Linked DNA regions of Homo sapiens: region 2 is linked to region 1. The links are chromatin loops, found by intact Hi-C in ENCODE. Cell type or tissue: lower leg skin. All regions are shown on one strand. Each heading gives the region's core, and the rest is flanking DNA. Links, peaks and the distances in the headings are about the cores only.

Evidence for each region. Hi-C counts contacts between places; a loop is a spot of excess contacts. Peaks named below come from ENCODE experiments on the same cell type or tissue, not always from the same donor. Only the 100,000 strongest peaks of a DNase experiment are listed, where the experiment ranks them.
Region 2: it touches region 1 in a loop (2.1-fold over the local background); 14 of 110 quality-filtered maps call a loop at or near these places.

What each region holds. Positions count from the first base shown.
Region 1 is chr6:3,225,904-3,238,184 of GRCh38, reverse strand. It overlaps LOC100422781 (a long non-coding RNA gene), which reads right to left and starts at 6,782. Exons shown (of 2, transcript NR_147505.1): 1 at 6,023-6,782; 2 at 1-850. It overlaps TUBB2B (tubulin beta 2B class IIb), which reads left to right and starts at 10,532. Exons shown (of 4, transcript NM_178012.5): 1 at 10,532-10,698; 2 at 11,516-11,624; 3 at 11,916-12,026. The coding sequence starts at 10,642. RefSeq lists enhancers at 2,396-2,505, 5,603-6,385, 8,378-8,934, 10,230-10,888, 10,889-11,549 and a silencer at 10,336-10,625. In lower leg skin, for the core only: no CTCF peak of the experiment used is centred there; DNase peaks (open chromatin) are centred at 6,404, 6,794, 8,384, 8,854 and 2 weaker places; H3K4me3 peaks cover 333 bases.
Region 2 is chr6:3,128,167-3,138,058 of GRCh38, reverse strand. BPHL (biphenyl hydrolase like) reads right to left here. Exons shown (of 7, transcript NM_004332.4): 4 at 8,861-9,014; 5 at 566-697. Among named protein-coding and RNA genes, the nearest start is that of BPHL, 14 kb to the right of the region's middle. RefSeq lists an enhancer at 3,916-4,572. In lower leg skin, for the core only: no CTCF peak of the experiment used is centred there; no DNase peak of the experiment used is centred there.

The sequences.
Region 1 (12,281 bases), core at 2,119-10,118:
GTGTATTCTGTAGGAGTGACCAGTGGCCACGTGGGTAGTGGGCAGAGCTTGTTTTCCTCCAATATCAGCGTACAGAGCAGGGGAGCCTGGTGAAGGTTTCTCTCTGAAATCATGGATTCAGCTGTATTAGTTTCTATCCAAGGCTGGCATAGCTCACCTTCCACTCCAGCAATGACCTCGGGCCAGCTGTCACGAGCCTTCTCACCACGAGGATGGTCTGGGGTGGTGAGATCTCACTGTTGGCCATAATTCATTCAACATTTCTTCACTTCTCTGCTTGTAAGTTTTCATTTCCTCTGCAGCTGGTAGCTTCTGTCATTTCTTTTCCTATTTATACCAGTCCTGAATCAGCTTCTTTTTCAGAACCATGCATTTCTCTCGGTAGAGGTCGTTAAGAATCTCTCCACTTTCTGCTGCAAGATTTTTTCTTTTGCTTTCTGGCAGAATTTTGGTCGAATGTCATGCCTACATGACCCCTCATCAGTCAGGGTATGTTGGAAACAAAGGATTTGGCAAACATTTGTCCATCAGCACTTCATCCTCCTCCTTCTCTGATTTCTTTAAAAAAAGAAAAAGAGGCCGGGCACGGTGACTCACGCCTGTAATCCCAGCACTTTGGGAGGCTGAGGCAGGCGGATCACTTGAGGTCGGGAGTTTGAGGCCAGCCTGACCAACATGGAGAAACCCCGTCTCTACTAAAAATACAAAACTACCCGAGCATGGTGGTACATGCCTGTAATGCCAGCCACTTGGGAGTCTGAGGCAGGAGAATCACTTGAACCCGGGAGACAGAGGTTGCAGTGAGCTGAGATCATGCTGTTGCACTCCAGCCTGGGCAACAAGAGTGAAACTACATCTCAAAAAAGAAAAAAAAGAACCTTCTCACTCCAGTGATCTGCTTCAACTATAAAATGCAATGTTTTAAAACTTTAATTTCCCTCTCTTTGTAAGCAGTAGTTTCTTATATATCTTTCAAAGATTTCACATTCGAGTTTGTTAGTTCCCTGAGCTCAGTGTATTTCTTATTCCAATCATCTTTCCCCAGTATTTGTTCCATGCACCTCTGAAATTTGGTTATTTTTTTCTTATGCTTGTTGGAACTTAGCCTTTTTTTTTTTAACTTAGCCTTTATTGTGACATATTTTTCCCTCTGAAAATTTAACCCAATGCTATATTAAAATGTGTACTTTTTTCATAGAGTTTTGGCTTTTTTTTTTTTTTAAGACGGAGTCTCGTTGTGTCGCCAGGCTGGAGTGCAGCGACGCGTTCTCAGCTCACTGCAACCTCTGCCTCCCGGATTCAAGTGATTCTCCTGCCTCAGCCTTCTGAGTAGCTGGGACTACAGGCACACTCCACCACGCCTAGTTAATTTTTGTATTTTTAGTAGAGATGGGGTTTCACCACGTTGGCCAGAATGGTCTTGATCTCTTGACTTCATGATCCCCCTGCCTCAGCCTCCCAAAGTGCTATGATTACAGGCGTGAGCCACCGCGCCCGGCCCAGAGTTTTGGCTTTCTAGTAGTTTGTCCTGTTTCTTTATGTGACATTTGTCCTTAGCAGCAAAAATAAGAAGCAGCTTTTCTCCAGGAATCCGATTCCCTTCTTTAGGCCCCCTGACTGTCTCATCCTGCTCACCTCAAACACAGTTGTGTTCTGTACCCTGAGTTCCTGAGAAGATGCTTTGCTGCTTTGATCTTCTGCCTAAAATCTCACAATTGTTTAAGAGTCAGTGTTTTCATGTGGTAGTGTAGTTTTATGCGGTCTATTGTTCCATCCCTTGATGTCTTCTACTCTTTGTAGCAGGAATAGCTTCCAGAATAAACTGACAAACAGCCAGTTCCCTGCAAGGTAATAATTCCAACCGCCAGGGAACCTGGCAGACCCCTAGCAGCACCTCGAAAGAGCCTGTCAACATCCTTCCTGAAGGCGCAGAGCTTTCCACAGCTGAGGGACTTCTGCATTTGTCTCTAGGCCATTTCAGAGGCACCTCATTCCTTAGTTCACAGGCTGTCACACAGCCTCTGCCAGTACCTGCAAACCTCTGTATGGTACTTTCATTCTGAGACCTACTTCTACATTCTCTGGGGTCCTTTTTTTCCCCTAAACAGGATTCACAAGAACAATATTTTTTTAGTTCTTCTATGTTCAAAAATATATGTTACCTTTAAAAAATCCTTGGGCACATTTTCCTTGAAAATGTTATAGAAATTGTTTTATTATCTTCTAGCATTGACTATTGTTTTAGAAAAGTCTGAAACAACCCTGATTTCCCCACCCCACCTTATAAGAGTGACTTGATCTTTTTTCTAACTTGCCCAGAAGATCCTTCCTTTATCAAAGAGCTCCAGGAAGTTGATACTTTTTATCTTTCCTCAATTTCCTAAAAGTTGGGGTTTGCATTTCCTCCATTGAGTGACTTCTGAAAGAAGCAGAAAGTTTACTTGGTTCTGTCTTCTCCAGACCTCATCACCAAGACAGTAGTCTGTTTAACACCCCTGATTTGCATGCCAAGAAAGAGAGTGCAGACTAGTGGGCCAGTTGGGGTGGCTCACGCATGTAATTTCAGCATGTTGGGAGGCCAGGCAGGAGAATAGCTTGAGCCCAGGAGTTTGAGACCAGCCTGAACAATATAGGGAGACCTAGTCTCTAAGAAAATAAAATATAGGCCGGGTACAGTGGCTCACCCCTGTAATCTCAGCACTTTGGGAGGCCAAGGCGGGTGGATCATGAGGTCAGGAGATCGAGACTAGCCTGACAAACATGGTGAAACCCTGTCTCTACGAAAAATACAAAAATTCGCCAGGCGTGGTGGGGCACACCTGTAATCCCAGCTACTCAGGAGGCTGAGTCAGGAGAATTGCTTGAACCTGGGAGGCGGAAGTTGCACTGCGATCACGCCACTGCATTCCAGCCTGGCAACAGAGTGAGACTCTGTCTCAAAAAAAAGAAACAAAGAAAAAGAAAAAAAAAATTAAAAAACAAATAAGCAAACAAGAAAGTGCAGGGGGCCGGGCACAGTGGCTCATGCCTGTAATCCCAGCACTTTGGGAGGCCAATGCGGGTGGATCACGAGGTCAGGAGTTCGAGACCAGCCTGGCCAACATGGTGAAACCCCGTCTCTACTAAAAATACAAAAATCAGCCAGGCATGATGGGAGCGCCTGTAGTCCCAGCTACTCGGGAGGCTGAGGCAGGAGAATCACTTGAAACCGGAAGACGGAGGTTGCAGTGAGCCAAGATCACGCCACTGCACTCTAGCCTGGGTGAAAGAGCGAACTCTGTCTCAAAAAAAAAAAAAAAAGAAAGAAAGAAAAAGAAAGAAAGAAAGAAAGAAAGAAAGAAAGAAAGAAAGAAAGAAAGAACAAAGAAAAGAAAGTGCAGACTAGTAATTCAACTCTGATTCCTGAGGAAGTATTTCCTTCTCTCCTTCCACTCTGTCTTAACCAGAAATCTTAGTTATGCATTACCAACATAGACAAACAAGGGTGAAAACGCAGGCGTAGGAAAATGGCTATAGGGAAGTGAAAGATGATTGCAGAGGAGGGCATATCATCCAGGCCCTTCCACGCTCACCACAGCCAGGAGCCGCAAAGTCTGGGAAGGATGGGATGTGGGCTGGACCTGGCCAAGAGGTAATTATGGAGAAAGAGGAGGAAGGTTTCTTTGTACTTAATCTGCAGAACAATCTGCTCCTGCTTCAGGTTAGAGGTACCTGGGGGCTTTTCCTAATTGCCTTATATTTGTGATTTTTTTAACCCAAGTTCTGTTATTATTTGCCCGTGCTTAGTTTCAGGCAATGTGGAAGGTATAAAGGCCAATGAACTAACTCGAATCCAATCAGGAGTTCTCAGAATGGGGCAGGCAAGAGCATCTGTTGGAGCATGGGAAGAAAATCAGAACCTCTGTTTGTTTCATATAAAAATAAAGAAATTATGCTTTAGGTAGTTAGAGTTCAAAATGACACAGGTGCCCTCACAGGATGCTTATGTTTTGTGGCCATGTGTCATGAATTGTTCCCTGGAAAGGGAGATCCATAAAGGAGGAACTGTAGCTGGGTTTGCTGAGCATATTATCTCCTGTTTGCTCCCCTGACTTGCACAACTGGCAAGCGGCTTTAAAGCCGACAGCAAAGAAGCTGCAAAATGAAGATGACATTAGTGATATGAACACGCACAAAAAATAAGGAAATGGCCAGGTTGACACTCTGCTCCTTTATATAAGCTCTCTGTCAAGCCCATTTCAGGGTAAGAAAGTCATGAGGAACCCCAAGTCTGCCTAGATGTTGGCCAAAATAAAACTGGAAGTAATAGAAAAGTTGGAAATATTAATATCTGATATCATTAACAATGTACCTCATACTAAGTATATTGTGCCTTGGAATATTAGCTTATAAGAATAAATATATATAATTTAAGAATAAATAAATATACATATATTGGGAATGTATACCCTCCTTTTTCTTTTGTTAATAGAGATATACAATGAAAACTCATTACACCACTGCTCTGATGTAATAAATGCAAAACCTGTACCAGTCCTATGATGCAAACTGGGGGCATAGAGCATAGGCAGTCCATTGCTCCTGGCAACTAGTGGGACGTATCACAGATAGATGAGCTGCATCATGAAGAATGAGTGAGATGCCCCAGGCGAGGAAGCAGAGAGGGTCATTCCAGGTAATGGATTAGTGTGAGCAGAGACTCAGAAACTTCAGAGAGCATGTCCTTTTTGGAGATCAGTGTGCAGGTTAATGTCCCCTGGAATGGACTGCATATACCAGACGGGTGGCAAATAACACTGGAAAGGTAGGTAATGTCCAGACTGAAGGACCTGAATTGTATGATAAGTGTTTGGACCACATACTATAAGCAATACAGAGTTGATGGAGATGTATGAACAACCTACAGAATGGGAGAAAATATTTGCAATATGCCGCAGACAAAGGACTAATATCCAGAATTTATAAGGAACTTAAATCAGCAAGAAAAGAATCAATAACCCCATTAAAAAGAGAGCAAAGGATATGAACAGACATTTTTCAAAAGAAGACATACAAGTGGCCAACAAACATGAAAAAAATGCTCAACATACTGATCATTAGGAAAATGTAAATCAAAATCACAATGAGATACCACTTCACAGCAGTCATTATTATTAAAAAGTAAAAACAAAACAAAACAAAAAAAAACAGATATTGGCAAGGCTGCAGAGAAAAAGGAATGCTTATTTGCTGTTGGTGCGAATGTAAATTAGTTCGGCCACTGTGGAAAGCAGTTTGGAGATTTCTCAAAGAACTAAAAATAGAACTACCATTCAACCCAGCAGTCCCATTACTGGGTATATACCCCCCGCCCCAAAAAAATCATTCTACCAAAAAGACACATGAGCTCCTGTGTTCCTCATAGCACTATTCACAATAGCAAAGACATGGAATCAACCTAGGTGCCCATCAATGGTGGAATGGATTAAGAAAATGTGGTACACACACACCACAGAATACTACACAGCCCTTAAAAAAAAGAAAACAAAATCACGTCCTTGGCAGCAACATGGATGCAGCTGAAGGTCATTATCCTAAGCGAAATAATACAGAAACAGAAAACTAAATACTGCATGTTCTCACTTATAAGTGGGAGCTAAATATTGGGTGCACACGGACAAAAAGATGGGAACAATAGACGCTGAGGACTCCAAAAGGAGAGAAGGAAGGAGCAGAGCAAGGGCTGAAAAACTCCCTATTGGGTACTACGTTCACTATCTGGGTAACCAGGTCGATAGAAGCCCGGACGCTCAGCATCATGCAATATACCCTCGTAATAAACCCGCACATGGACTCCCTGAATCTAAAATTAAAATAGAAATTTTAAAAAAGAAGCAGGCTGGGCATGTGAAGCCCAAAGAACTCCGTTTGGAAACTGCACTGCTGTCTCTGCAGTGTGGCCACAGTGACTGCCCGCCCACCAAGCATCTAGAGCCCAGAGGCAGGGGTGTTGCTGCATGGATGTGTCCACCTGGATACGCACGTTTTCATTTCATTTAAATGGCAAACAAAGGTCTTGGGCAGATTTCGAAAAGCACTGGTGAGCTGCGGAGACATTTCCGAGCAGGAGCTGATGTGGAGGGTTTTCAGCGCCGGGTGAGGGTCCCGCAGCCACAGCGATGTTCTAGCCTCCGCCGCGGAACTCACAGAGGTTCCCCCGCCATAGCCTCCCGCGTGCGCTCCTGCGCTTCCACCAGACCTTATTTATAAGTCTGTTGATTTCGCAGGCCGCACCTTGCAAGGGGCACACGGTCCGTCTTATTATTTCATAATCACTTCTTCTCTTTTTGTTTTCCACCCGGCCTGGCTCTGTGTCTAGGACTCAGCGTGCATTCCCTGGGCTCGGCCTGCCCCGCCTGCCTAAGAATCCCACAAATCATTGACAGCGTGGGGGAGGGGAGATTGCCTGTAGCAGGGAAATGGCGCCCTAGAAAAGCCAGGATGCTACTCCCTCCGCCGATTTGTAGGACAAAGCAGGCAAAGCTCTCTCGTGGAAGCTCGGCTCTCTCAGTCCCGACCGAGGCCATTATAACTCAAATTCACAACCTCCGGGGATGCGAAAACACCCGGCCTTACTGAGGAACAAAGGGCAAGTGTTCCCGCACTGCGCTGCGTTCGTGGGCTCGGGGTTTTCGCTGCTGGTTCCAGCTTTTGGTTGCCCTGCTTGGCTGGTCCCTGCGGGGCCCACGGCTGCGGAAGGACAGGGCTCTGAGGCTGCCACCCCGCAGCCCCTGCGACTAAACAGTGCCGGGCAGCTCCGCCGGGGCCGCTGGCTTCCCAGGCGGAGGAGGGAAGGCCTGGGGGGAAGGGGGAGGGCAATGGAATAGAAACTGGGGAGCGACAAAGCTGAGAAGGCGCAGATCTTGGCGGATCCCGGGAGCTTCCTCCACTGTGTCCTTTCCGCAGTCACAGTATGGGGCTGCGACCGCTTCCTAGCCCCCATGCCCCGGGCATTTGGCTCTTTTACATAAATGCTAGGATTGGTAGCTTTCCAATATTTCTAAATGGAGAGCTATGAGAAGAGGTGATGTGTGTGTGTGTGTGTGTGTGTGTGTGTGTGCGTGTGTGTGTGTAAGGAAATAATGATGGATTTGCAGTCTCTTTCTTTCAACTCCTCTTCATTCATTGGCTAAGTGTCGGTTGCCTAGGAAACCGCGTGCATCTCGGCTGCAGAGCCAGCTATGGGGGCTGCGGGCTGGGTTTTTGGGGTTTTAAGCGGTGAATCCTGGCAAGCAGTGAAGAACCCTAATGCTAAATGTCTAGTAATTTCAATAAATGTGTCAAAAATATATGCTACATTATGAAAACAGTGCTTTAAAAATTTACTACTATATAAAGCCTCTTTTCTATCAGACTTCTTCAAACAATGACTGTGTGTGTAATAGAGAAATGCAAATTCACTTGAGGACATGCCGTTGAAAGTAATCTGAAAATTGTGAAAGCAAATATAATTTTAATAGTTTAAGGGATATCTTGCTCACCTCAGTCACGCAATAGATTACGTATAAAACAAATGTTGAATTGTATTTTATGCAGCAATATTTCTACAATTGTCTCTGGAAGGGAAAATTTTTAAATGTTAGTACATCATCAAGACTAACATTAAGAGATCATGAAATATGTTGCCCCGAAATCTTCGTGCCTGATATACGATGACCTAGATTGAGACGCATTGCATATAATGAATAGACAGAAATGCTGGGGACCCAACTGAAAACGACTTTTTTTTTCTTTGAAAGCCGGGTACCAGTCTCTTTATGCGAGCTACATGGATTAAGAATGATTTTTTTGTTTAAGGGTTATCAGATAAACTGAAAGACTTCAGGGAAAGGTGTGGCTGTTGTCAACATTTTAACACAAAATCGGCTCCTTGTGAAAATAAAAATGTGCAGCATCACAATTCCAGTGGGGGTGGGGGTGGGGGTGCGATGTAGACCGGTTAACAAGACTGGCTGCCCGGAAGGGGCAGGGGTGTGGGGACAATTCGAGCAAAATGCTTGAAAGGAAAGCAGATCTTGGGCCAAAAGTGTCCCCAAGGGCACTCTGGGCTTTCAGAAGGATGATTTCCAGCCTCATCCTATCCCAAACCAACCCCTTTAAAAGAAACCTGAGAGGAAAGGGTCTTTTCATCTATCTATATGATCTTGAACACGCGTTTTCACCCGGGCACTGAATGGAGATTTGGCTCGGAAACAGAAGCTGAGAAATGAATTGGTTAGATGAAGGAGGCAGGCGGCCAGCTCAAGTTACTCAGCATGGAGCTGAGCGGCCCCCAACCCCACCCCCCAGCGCTGAGCATCAGGGTTGCTCCTGGGAGCTCGCAGCGAGGGGGTGACCGCTCCGAGTGTGTCTACACTCGCCGCGCGGGTGCCGCCCTAGCTCTGTTCCTTCCGGCGCAGCTTGGTCCCACCAGAGCCGCCACCTCGAGGCTGACACCTGCCACAGCCCTTTTGGCCGAGATGCGGTCACTTTCCCTGAGGTCTGGTGTGCCCAAAAGACGAGATTCCAGTCCGAGCCCTGTCCTCAACTTGCTGTATGACCTTGGGAATTGCTAGCCCTCGACGTTTCGGCATCTGCAGGATCTGGATTAGAAACTCGGAGGTCAGGCCCCGAGACCTTGGTACCGGGAGAGCAGGGCATGTGGACAGACCCTCCGCTGCTCTCTGCCTCTCGGTAGACCCCACCCTCACCCGGGCACGCCGGCCGGGTCTGGAATACCGGCCGGCGAGCTCCAGTCTGGGCGCCCTGGATGTTTGGGGGCGCCTGGGCTTTTGTTCTCGCTACTTCTCTTTGTACATTGGAATCGACTTGAACCCCCCACCCTCCACCCCACAGCGGGAAAGGGAGGCGATGACAGCTTGCTGATAGTTCTGGGAGGGTCTCGCTCAACAGCTGCAGGCTGAGCTCCGCCGCGTGCGCCCGGGTCATTCGGCCTTTCTCGCCAGGGGATGAAAGAGGTCACGTCACCTCGCCAACGGCCCTTCCGAAGTGTGGGGCGGCGCGCTTCAGTCATCGAATTGCAGGGAACAGGTTGTGCAGTGAACGTTTCTGACACCCTTTCCCCTCCCGCCCTCAAACGCACGCAGGATTAGTCTCTCTCTCTCTCTCTTTCTCTCTCTCTCTCACACACACACACACACACGCGCGCGCGAAAAGTAACAAAGAGACCAGTTCCTGCCTCAGTACCTAGAGACTGCGGATCTGAAGGGAGGGTCTGTGCTCCAAGTCTGTGCACGCGCTCGTGCGAGTGCGCGTGGGTCTTGGGTCGTCTCGCGCGCGCTGGGCTGCAGTTTTTAGTCGTATTCCCCACCCTTCAACCGCAGCACGAAGCCTCGGACCTCCAGGTCGCCGCGATGGAAGATAAGAAAGTTTGTTACTCGGGCTTGGGCCACCCTTGGAACCCACCCTCTTACTTGACAATAGATGAACTGAATCCGAGGGCGGGGTGGGGGGGTGGGGCGCCTGTCGTGTGGTTTTAAATACTGGGTTACACAGCGTATCCCACGTTTCTGAGAGCCCTTTGTTCCGCCGACAGCCCCGCCCCCGGGACCCCACCCTCTTTCTGCCCTCCGGACGGTCAGTGCAGCGCCACCGGCCACTCCCACTCCATCACTAGCGAGCAACAAAAGTCAACCCCCGGGGCAGAGGGCTCCTGGGTACCAGCAGGGGCGTTATGCACTCCCGGAGAGGGTCGGGCAGGGCTGAGGGGCTCCGAGGTCGCTTCACCCCTAGATGCTGCGGCGCAGTGAGAGGAGCTACCAGCCCAAGACAGACAAAGGAGAAAGCAGGCCCACGCTGGGGCGGGGGCGGAGGCCGCGCTGGTGTTCATGGGCCGCAGGTGTCCCGGTTGCCATCAAGCACGACTTCCTTCTGGGGCCACCTGTCCTCCCCCAGGCCTCTGTGAGACGGAGCGCCGCCTGGGCAGTCGCTGGCCTCCAGGGTTGAGGAAAAAGACGGTGGTCTCACCAGGGGCAGTTGGCTGGAGGGACTCTGGCCAGTGGCCGAGTAGGAGCCGCAGTCCGAGGTGGCGGAGCAGCCTGTGCCACCTCAGCCCTCCCACCTGCCGGCACTGGAGCACCTGACGGCTTCTCCACATGCTCCAGTCCTCCATCGTTCCCATCCGGTGCCAGCTCTGCCCCCACCCCGGTCAGGACGCGCTGGTGGCCCTCGCCTCGCCGCCCTCTCACCCTCCTTTTCTTCACTGTTCCCCCATATCCCCATACCCAGACCCCCACCACAGCCCCAGACAATGCGCACGCCCCCACCATACTCCCGGTAGCCCCCACCCCTCTCCCGGTCGGCACGCCCGCTCTGATTGGCCGCGGGCCGGTGGTCCAGCCCCCCGGACGGTCCCTAGGGCTCGGAGCATTACGTCAGCCGGGCCTGGAGAGCGCCAGCGCGAAGGGGACTGGGGGGCTCGGGCTGGGGGCGCGGCCTGTGCCGGCCGCCCCACCCTCCTTGCATAAAAGCCGGAGCCCGCGGGGCCGGCGCTCTCAGCCCGTCGGTTCCCGAGCGCCTTCCCGGTGACCCCGCAGTGGGTGTGTGAGGGGAGGACGGACAGACCCAGACGCCGCCGGACCAGGAGGACGCTGACGAGGCACCATGCGTGAGATCGTGCACATCCAGGCGGGCCAGTGCGGCAACCAGATCGGCGCCAAGGTGGGCGCGCCGCAGCGGAGGGGGTCCAATGGGGGCGCGAACCTGGGCCGAGAGCCCCTCGGGGTCCCCAGGCGCGGTCCTGGGAAGGCCTGGGGATCGCCAAATGCAGACCTTCCTGGCCGCTTTGTGCCGCCGAGTGTGGCCTGGGCTAGGAGGTGACTTTCGCGGACGGAGGGGGCACCTCTCTTTCTTTCTGCTGTAACTCATTTGGAGTCCCCGTCACCCCCTCGGCCTCCCTCCGCGCTGGCTGCTTGGCAGGCACGCGTGCCTGGAGAAGACGAGGGTGTGTCCGCGAGGCTGTGCGCGGCGCTCCGCGCGAGGGGCTGGGACACCAGGAGGATTAATTGTACTCGCTTGAACCGGAGTCGAGCTGCCGGGGGAGGGGAGGAGAGCGATTGTCTTGCGGTCTCAGGACGTGCTTTGAATCTAAAACCGCGGTCCTTTAGCTCCTTTGCGTTCCTCTTTCCCCGCCCACCCGCTCCTGGCGGGCTGCAGTCCCTGTGCCCTCGCCTCCTGCCGCAGCCTGGGGCTGCGACCAGTGCGCCAAGCTCCGCCACTGCCCGGCTTTGGCTGGTCCTTACCCCCTCGACCCCTACCTCCCCCCGCGAGCGGCAGCTGTTTGCCTGGGAAACGCCCAGTTTCAACTTTCTGAACCTGCAAAATACAAGCCCCGCGGCTGTGCCCGGGTCACGACGCCCTTTAAAGCTTCAAGCTCCTGAAATGTTGGGTTGTCGGAACTGAGTCGGGGACATTTCATTGTGAGCCTTGGCGTTTCTGGGGGCATCGTTCATGGCTAAATGCAGCCTTTCTGTCTCAGTTTTGGGAGGTCATCAGTGATGAGCATGGGATTGACCCCACTGGCAGTTACCATGGAGACAGTGATTTGCAGCTGGAGAGAATCAATGTTTACTACAATGAAGCCACTGGTAATCACCCTTGCCCCACCCCCACTCCCTTCAGTTTTTCCACCTTCTCCCCTTTCCCTTGCGTGGGACCCCAGGGGTGTGGCCCTGGGAGAGGGTGGACTATTCAGTTTAGGATCCCCGCTCTTTCCCTGCAGTATTTCATTGGGCTTCCTTATGCCAACAGAGCCCTTTGAGAACCTGATGGTGGGTCTCCCTTTGTTTGGGGCAACATCTGCATGATGGCAGCAGGCGCCAAGCCCTTCTCTGCAGAGGTCCTTGCCTGAGGGTCTAAGTCACTGTTGTTCCTTGCAGGTAACAAATATGTTCCTCGGGCCATCCTCGTGGATCTGGAGCCAGGCACGATGGATTCGGTTAGGTCTGGACCATTCGGCCAGATCTTCAGACCAGACAATTTCGTGTTTGGTGAGTGCCTGGTGTGGCTGAGAGCATGAGGGATTCATTTTACGCTGGGCAGTGGAGGCTGAAGAGGTGTGATTGCCAGAGGGAAAGCATGAAGAACATCCGCGGTGTGCCAACTTAGCTTTAATATAGTGTAAAATTGTTTGCCTTTCAGCTGCTAAGAGCTTGGTGTCCTGGCCTTCCTTATTTATAATTATATTCATGAACAAATATTTTAACGTTTGGCCATTTTGGTGATAATCTGAAATAGTCTTATCT
Region 2 (9,892 bases), core at 1-8,000, 98 kb after region 1:
GACAGAGTGAGACTCCATCTAAAAAAAAAAGAATAGGAGACATTTGTGCATTGTTCATGGTTACAGTCATATCACTTAGTTCTGAAGATGGAAAAAACAGAATATTTTCTTCCTCATATTAATTCCGTTGAGATTAAAGATTAACAGTGTCCTCGTGGGGAGACACATCTAAATGTGTAAAAAGGAAAAAATATTGTACACATTGTGGCCTATTTATTTTCGAATTACTCATTCTGGAATTAGAAAATAGAAACGGTTTAAGGCTTCTGGATAATTATTTTGTCATCGCACACACACCAAGGATTAGAAGGAAAAAAGAGCAGTCTGCTATTAAAGACTCAACAATGTGAACCTTTGGACACGCAGTCCTACCTCTCCGTTAAGCCAGATTGACTGCCCAAGAACTGGCACAGTACACAAGAACTAGTATTCTCTGTTCTGCTCACACATGAGCGTGTGAGGGCGATGGGCAGATTCATGAATCACTGAGCAATTCCAGAACACTGGGGAGGAACTCGAGCACCCTCTATAACAGGCAGAGAGCCCTTCAAGCCCAGTAACCTACCATCTGGGAGATGTTTAAACTGTCTTATGCCATCCACCCACTTTTCACAGGTTCTGGCAAAGTAGTCATACCCATAGAGGGCTTCTAGAGGCTTTCTTGTTCTCTCACTCCATTTGGAAACATCTCGGATGCCTGAAAAACAGAAGTGTAGGCGAAGAAAGGTTTAATTTCATACTAAAGTATTGTCTTTAAGTATTCTGAGCAAGAGCCACTTCTGAGCCCATGCGCTCACTGTCTCGTCTGCCTGGAATGCCTCCCTCCCTCCCTCTGCTCGGCTTAGCCCTGGTTGCTGCTTTGCGGTGCCTTCTGGACCCAGGGCTGAGTGCCTGCCTCCCACTAGGACCTGTGTGCAGTGTAAGGGACTTTGCTTTGCTCCCCACTGTACCCCAGGGCCTACACTAGTGCCTCCCACAATACAGGCCCACAAATCAATGCTTACCAAGTGGATGAAATTAGAGCTGCACTTACCGCTTTCCTTTAAAGATACAAGATAAAAGAAAATATGACCCTAACAGGGTCACCTGAGGAAGAGCGACAATGTTTGCAAAAGAGGAGTTTTTTTCTGCATTGCATTTGTATGGACATTGAAAAATGCACACAAATTATTCATTCTAATTTCTGCTACCGAAGAAATATGGGTGTAAAAGGCTAAGTACCAAACTTCAAACTGTATTATAGATGATTCACTAGTAGGGAAGAATAGCTAAAAACAACCATTAACATGAATCAACAAATGCAATTCCTTAGGCCAATGTTTTCTATATTTCTTTAAATACACTGTGATAAGTAAAGATTCTAATGCTCTTGAGCATATTAAATATTGCTTCCTGAGAGCTACACGTTACACATGGAAGAAATATAACACTAATGGCATGAACTCACATGAGCAACAATCTCTACAGAGTCCCGGACAACGTCAGGCACCTGGCAGGCACTCACTGTGTGCTTAGTGAATTCAAATCACCAAATGGAGGAAAAACTGCTATTTACAATCACAACTGCCTTCTGAGGAGGGCGGATCCCCCATTACAGGACAGTGCCTGGTGCCTGCCTTTGCTTCTGCTGACTGGCTTAAATATTCAGAGGTAGGCCCCGTGTGAGCTGAAGATAAAGGCTGAAGAGGATGAACTGCTCTGCACAAGAATGAAAAGACTTGAATGAGGTACGTGGAGACAGCCTGAAGAGGTGGGGAGAAGATGTAGGAAGAAGAAAACATTTGGGGGCGGAGGGTAAGGGAGAGAGAAGCAAGCAAGACAGTGTGAAGATGGCTAGCAAAACGTCCCTGCACATGCTTCTACTTTTGGCCGTATGGCAGACCATACCCTCTGAAAGGCCTTCTTGCAGGGGAATAACTAGATCTTTCACAAAACAGAATTCTGTGGCATTGCTGAAGTTGCAGTGGTTAATGGAAACCGGGGTGTGAGTGTGTATGAGTGTGTCTGCACATGAGAAACAGAACCCTGAAAATACAGCAAAGGAAGTAAGCCAGCTCCAAAGGCAGGCCTGCTCTGGGTGGAGACGCAGTGTTCGCAGGCAGGCCGGGGCCCAACCTGAGACTCCTGGATCAAGCTGAGCTAAAAATGGCCCCAACCTGGTATGATCCTGTGGTTCCCAAGAGCAACAAATGCAAATCTTCCCGGAAGGAAAGCGCTCTCGATTTATGCTCACTGCTTTGTTTATTTTCAGATTAAGAGTGAGTAAATATTAGCTCCTAACCAAAGGTCACAAAACAAACAGGATTTTTATAAAGTTAATAAAAAAACTAGAAAATTGGAAGACAAATCTTAAGAAATTATGCAGAACACCACGCAGAGAGACACGACGATGCAGAAGAGATAAGGAAGATGGAAAGACGAGGTTTACAAAAGTCCGCTCGTCTCAGAAGAAGAGAATAAGAATGAACGAGATGCCTATTTGAAGAAATAATGGGTGGGAGAGTTTTTCAGAATGAATCAAAGAATCCATAAACAAAAACGCAATGTATTCCAAACAGGACAAGTAAAATGAAATCTGCATTTGGACAGAATATATTAAAACAGCAATATATCAAAGGTAAGGAGAAAATCTGAAAAACAGCCAGAGAGTTAAGACACATCACTCCGAAGCAGGAACCACGTAGACGGACAGGAAACTTCTCAACAGCAAGGATGGAAGGCAGAAGACTGCAGAATGGGGGAGACAATGATTTTCCACTTCCATTTCCACACTCAGCTAAACAGACTTACAGAAAAGGTGGATGAAAGAAAAGACACTTGTTGGTAAAAACTGAGTTGACCATTAACAGGCTGCCCTTAAATAACTTCTAAAAATAACTTCAGGAAGAAGAGAAGATAAATGCTTTTAGAAGGAACATTTGAGAAGAAAGAACAGGTGAGTAAACAAATGGGCAAACATGTTGGTGGATCTAAAATCAAACAAAACCAGCCAAACCAATGAGAAAATAAAACATTGTGAGGCCGGGCGGCATGGTGGCTCACACCTGTAATCCCAGCACTTCGGAAGGTTGAGGTGGGTGGATTACTTAAGTCCAGGAGTTCAAGACCAGCCTGGGCAATGTGGCGGAACCCCGTCTCTACAAAAAATACAAAAATTGGCCAGGCGCGGTGGTTCATGCCTGTAATCCCAGCACTTTGGGAGGCCGAGGCAGGCGGATCACGAGGTCAGGAGATCGAGACCATCCTGGATAACACGGTGAAACCCCGTCTCTACTAAAAATACAAAAAAATAGCCGGGCGTGGTGGCAGGCGCCTGTATTCCCAGCTACTCGGGAGGTTGAGGCAGGAGAATGGCGTGAACACAGGAGGCGGAGTTTGCAGTGAGCCGAGATCACGCCACTGCGCAGCCTGGGTGACAGAGCGAGACTCCGTCTCAAAAAAAAAAAAAAAAAAAATTAGCCAGGTGCGGTGGCACACGCCTGTAGTGCCAGCTACTTGGGAGGCTGAGGCAGAAGGATAGTTTGATGTTGAGCAAGCAGGCTGCAGTGAGCTGAGATGGTGCCACTGCACTCCAGCCTGGGCAATAGTGGAGACCCTGTCTCAAAAAAAAAAAAAAAAAAGGAAAGAAAAGAAAAAGAAAAAGGAAAGAAAAACAAAACACTGTGGCATTTCCTTACATTAAGTAGTTCTGCCCATAAAGAAAAAGGCAAAAGCCACCCACTGTGAAGAGGTGCTTGCAACACAGTTACCCTAAAAGGGGTTACTGACTAGGATTAGAGTAACACTGGGATAACATTGAAACTGTTCTGGTGCTGAGTTGGGTGGACAGCGGCGGGGTCGTTTTGTTGTTACATTTCATACTGTATACCCAAACATACTGTATTGTGTGTATCAATTATTACATAACAAAAAACTTTTCACCAATAAAAATACATGGATATAATACAGAAGAAACTCAAATGGTGGATAAACACAGATTTTCAATCTTATTAGTAATACGAAATGCAAATTAAGACCCCAATAAGATAATATCTTACACCCATTTGATTGGCTAGTGAATTAAGAAGTCTGAGAATTTCAAGTTTTTGTTGAAGAGCTAAAAGTTAAGAATCTCATCTATTGCTGGTGGAAGTGTAAATTTATTTTGCTGGAAAATAATCTGTCACTTGTAATGTAGTCTACCTGCCCACAACACTCAGCAATTTCACTCATGGACTTAGACCCTAGAGAGATACTGTTGCTCCTACACCCCAGGAGACGGGTACAAGAACCAGCCGTCCATCTGTAGCAGAGTGGCCTGTGTGCTCACACGGGCAGTGGACACGGGGTGGCGGCGGTGAGGGCTTCCTAGAAGATGGAATGCTTGGGCCATTCTGGGAGAAGAGAAGTCAGCAAACAAGTGAAGGAGTGGGAAGGGAGCGGGAAGGGCCCACACAAGGAGGCAGGAGCCCGCCACCTGCTGCAGGGACCCAGGTGGTCTCGGATGGCTGGACACTGGTGGTTGGGAGGGGAAAGTGGGGGGAGGGGACCTGGAGAGGCAGAGGCCGGGCCACTCATTCCGTGAGCAAAGTGAAGGAGCCTGAACTTTATCAGGAAAGTTGTGGGGAGTCCTGGAAGGCTTAAAGTAAGACACCATGAGATTCACATATTGCTGAATTGCTATCAGAGCATCATGGAAGGCAGACTGGTAGGAGGCAAGGACCTGGACCGGTTGGAGAGGCACAGAATCAGCCCAGACGGGACCAACGAGGCTGGCGGGAGCCTGGTGGGAGGGAGAGAGGGGTAGGGCAAGATGGGGCCACTCAGAGCCCAGCAGAAGAGAAGAGTGCAGTGAGCTGCAGGCCGCAGTGTGGGGGATGTGGTCTGGAAGGTTTCCTCACTTTTGTGAGCCCCCGTTTTTCACTTGACAAGCAGGCTGAGAATCAGAGACCTTACATGGATATCACGTTGTTAAAGACTTTAGCTCACGGCAGGCACTCAATAAATAGTAATTAAAATATTATTTTCAGGGAGAAAGAGTATTATTTATAATGACAAGAAATTTAGCAGAAGGGACAGGCCTAGAGAGAAGATCATGAATTCAGTATTAGACAGACTGAATTTAAAGTAGGTGTGAGACAACCAGATAAGAAAATTGAATAAAAAGTTGAATAAGGCAACATAGTGAGAACTCGTCTTTTTCTTTTCTTTCTGTTTTTTTCTTTTGGTTGTTGTTGTTGCTGTTGTTGGGACAGGGTCTCGCCTCTGTCACCCAAGCTACAGTGCAGTGGTGTAATCACAGATCACGGCAGCCTCAACCTCCCCGGCTCAGGTGATCCTCCACCTCAGCCTCCCAAATGGCTGGGACTACAGGCACATGCCACCACACCTGACTACGTTTTGTATTTTTTTGTAGACACGGGGTCTTGCTACGTTGCCCAGGCTGGTCTTGAACTCCTGGGCTCAAGTGATCCTCCTGCCTCAGCCTCCCAAAGTGCTGGGATTACAGGTGTGAGCCACCACACCCAGTGAGAATTTGTCTCTTAAAAAAAAACAACAGTCGAACATGTGGGGTTTGGGAGTTAGGTGGAGCAAGGAGCTGAGTGAAGCTACTCAGGTGTGAGGTGTGAGGGTAAGAGGGGAGCAGAGCACTGAGGGTGACGCCTGGAGGACCCCAACACTGTGGCCCACATGGGGGAGCAGGCACGTGTCAGCCAGGGAACAGCCTGAGAGAGGAGGGAAGTCGGGAGAACACGGTGGCAAGAACTTCCAGACAGAGAAAGCTTCAAGAAGAGGGGTGTAACCAATGGCGCACACATCATGAGCATGTTCTCAAACGCTGCAGAATGACCAAGGAGCCAAGAGGAGGTGCGTGGTGGGGGCTTGGTCTCTAGCACACTGGCGGGCCACAGCCATCTTGACACAAGTTAGGAGAGGATGGGGGATGAAAAAGAAAGAGTAGCCAGGAGGGGAAGTAGCGAGACGTCAGAGAGTAAAGAGTGCTGCGCTACTGAGAGACTCTTGCTTTCATCAAGAAAGGAAAGTCAGAGCAACTGCACACAGTGAGTTCCCACTGCGGTGACCGAGGCAAGGGAGTAAGTGCTGACAGTGCCCGGGGTTGAAGGGCCGTGACACAGGCACGTGCAAGGTGTGGCGGGGTCCAGGAGGGAGAGCACCGCCAGGTCTCAGGGCTCCGGGACGCCATCCCAGACGCGGAGGCCCAAGGAGCTGTGTCAGGGGTGAATATGCCCTGGCAGAGGATGTGGCTGAGGGGAAGGCTGGTGCAAGCTGGCACAGCAGCAGTTGCAAAGGCGAAGAGGCATGAGGGGGAAGCTTGTTCCAGGAATGGCCATTTATCCCACGTGGGAGAGGCACCGGAAGGATGAGGAGAAAGGGGAGATGGGAGAATGTCCGGGGAGGGGCTGGCAGGAGGGGCCAGCCAAACTGCACGGACTTTGCTGGTTAGTGAAGGATTTTAAGTCCTCTAGTGGAATTAAGTGATTAGATTTTTGCCTTACAAAGGAAACTCTCCTATGGAGAACAAACTACCATATGAAGCTAGCGGCCTAAACCAGGAGAATGTGGGGAAAGAAGAGAGGTGAGGATAACTGGAGGGGTATTATGTAACAACAGAAAGCATCACAGTTCAATGAACAGGGCAAGGTGGGCAAATGAAGAGGGCAGAGGAGGACTGGGCCCTCGAGGGATGCATCTGGGACTCTGCCTGGATGCCGGGTCATCTGCAGGCCATGAACTGAGATAGTGATTATGGGAAAGAACAAGTGGGCAGGGGTCAGTGAGGAGAGTTTCAGTAGAGGGGGCTAGAATGGGCCAGAGAGGGAGATGGGGCAGAATGGACTAAAGAAGGAAGGAAAGGAGGATCCCTAGAAGCAGGGAATGCAGGTGGCTCTTTCCATAAGTTTGTGGGAAAGAATAAAGAATGGGAAGATAGTAACCACAGGTAGGAGTGGCAACTTTCTGGAGGAAGAATTGTGCCCACTTTTGCAGGCTGAGAGGACTGACCCAGTGGAGAGAATTTAAGGATACAGGAGAGGGAGGAAGAACTCAAGGCAGCCTGTCCTAGAGGCCGCGGGAGGGGACAGACCCTTCACAGAGCGGAATGGCCTACTGTGCACAAGATGGATACCAGGCAGGAGCAAAATAAGGACAAGCAGGAGCACAGACAGGACTGGCAACCACATCAGACTCACCGTAAGAGCTTCATATTCATTTAAAAAACAGAAAGACTGTGAAGAACTACAATTCTACAACAGAACGCTGCCACTAAGTAGCGTACTTAAAAGTCACGTGAATTGTCGAATAGCTGAAAAAGACTAGACTTGTGATATTCTAGCGAAGAGATCTGTACACCTTTTATGTAAAGGGCCAGAGAGTAAATAAATATTTTAGGTTTTGCTGGCCAAGAAGCAAAATCAAAGACATTATGTAGATACTTACACATGAGGAGAGAAAACACCTGACCCACCTAGTCCTAAGTGTCTGGGGCAGGCCATCTGGGATCCACTAGACTCACACTTGGACAAAAAGCTAGTGGCCTGAGGAAGAGGGTCCTGGTGGGCCAGGCTGGCAGGTGGGGGTAGTAGGGTAACGCAGGTCAGTTTCACTTCTTGTCCTAGCAACCCCTAGATCCTGGTGCACCCTTCTTTCCTCCCAAGAGCCTGGTCATCTCAATGGGGCAGCTTGCTGGAGGCTAAGCAACTCCTGAGTTGCTGACTGAAATTCCATGGCTGGGTGCCTGCTCATTGCCAACAGTCACCCCTGTGTAGTGACCACCAGTGCAGGTCTGGGGCAGCAATGCTGGGTGGTAAAGGGACACCCCAGCTTGGTCTCTGTGACTCACAGCACTAGCCACCTCGATTGGTACGTGGGCTGCACAAAAGTGGGAGGCAGGCTAGGTGTAATGCACAGGCTGAAGTTCACTGGCCCCTATTCCAGTGCCTGTAAAGACCTCAGGCTGGGCGTGGGGGCTCACGCTGGTAATCCCAGCACTTTGGGAGGCCAAGGCAGGTGGATCACCTGAGGTCGGGAATTCGAAACCAGCCTGACCAACATGGAGAAACCCCGTCTTTACTAAAAAACACAAAATTAGCCAGGCATGGTGGCACATGCCTGTAATCCCAGCTACTTGGGAGGGTGAGGCAGGAGAATCGCTTGAATCCAGGAGGAAGAGGTTGTGGTGAGCTGAGATCGCACGACTGCACTCCAGCCCAGGCAACAAGAGTGAAACTCAAACTCAAAAAAAAAAAAAAAAAACCTCAAAGACAGGCTTGAAGGACAACGTTAAAGCATGCAAATAGCACAGAAATTCTTTTAATCAAAATAAAAGGTTTCATATTTGTATCCAGTGATTCTTTTCCACACTCAACATTATTTTCTTTCCTCCCCCATCTCTCTCTCACTCCTGTCACCCAGGCAAAAGTGCAGTGGCACAATCATGGCTCACTGCAGCCTCGACCTCCTGGGCTCAAGCGATCCTTCTGCCTTGAGCTCCCAAAGTGCTGGGATTACAGGCATGAGCCACTGTGCCTGGCCTCACAGTATTTTAAATGAGATTATTAATAACACTTCACACCACCCCCTCCTTCCCTGAAGTTCATTATCAGTAGTAGTAAATAGAAATAGTGATTTTACTTAGCCTTTTCCTGAGCCATGGAAGTTTCACTCCTGGAAACAGAAAGCTTTAAAACTCAGACTGGTTAAACTGCATTACTTTTCTGAGAACTCGTTATTCTTCCTACCTGAGAGTTGAGAACTAGAAGCACGAGAGATGTGTCTTGTCAACATATCCCACAATAAGAGATGAGATGCGGAGAGAGGGGAAGGATCTGCCGTCCCGGCATCTCCCCTTCGCAGAACCTACCCTCATATATCATGCTGTCTTCGTCAGTGACGTAGGCGTTGGCGCCCCAGATCACCATCTTGTGGATGTAAGATGGATATTTTGCAGCAGCAATGAGTGCGGTTATGCCCCCATCACTCCACCCCAGCAGAGAAACCTTCTTAAACTTCAGCGCCTATGATCATACGACAAAATGCACGGCACGGGTTATTGCTCCTCTCTGTTAAAAGAAACTGAATCACTAATTATCAGAATCAATACAGGTGTGAGGCTGGAGTATCAATTAGTCAGAAAAGAAAAACCCTAGAGTCCACCATTTGATGACATCATGTTTTCTCTTAATTACTTTTAGTGGAAATTGTCACAAAAACCTGAGCATACGGTATGGGTTTGAATTAGGAGGGAACTACATCTTCTGGTTGGATAAAAAGCTCAAGGAACTAGAATCAATGGAGACCAAGTACTTAAATATGACAAATACAGCATACGTGTGTATGCGTGTGCACGTGTGTGCATATGCATGCCTGAGCAAGGACCTTGAGAACAGTTCTGTAGATCAGAGAGGGGACCCTGAGCTCTGCTGGATGGAGTGAAGCAGGGTATCTGGTAAAGCAACTGTGGGAAGAACTGGCAAGAGCCAGGCTGTCAGAGAACAGCGTCATGGGGAGGTTGTGTGAGTCCGCGGGTGAATCAGAGAGGGTCTGGACATGCGTTTGGCAGGGAAAATGGACAAAGATTACATCTTAGAGAGGCCGCCAAGAAAAAAGAATGGAATGACTGGAAAATTAAAGGTAAAGAATTAATATTACTCCAAGATATTTGCTGCCCGGACCATAAAATGGTGTAACTACTGTGGCACTATCCTGCAAAATGAACATCTGGAACTTCCATCACCTAGCAAATTGTCTCCTAAATGTGTATGAAATTCTCCCTGTGTGCCAGGAGCTCAGTCCAGGATGTCCACAACAATACTGTTTATAGTGGCAAAAAAATGAAAATGCCCACGAGCAACAGAATGTTCACTGCCTGCTATTTATAACAGCAGAAAAAGGC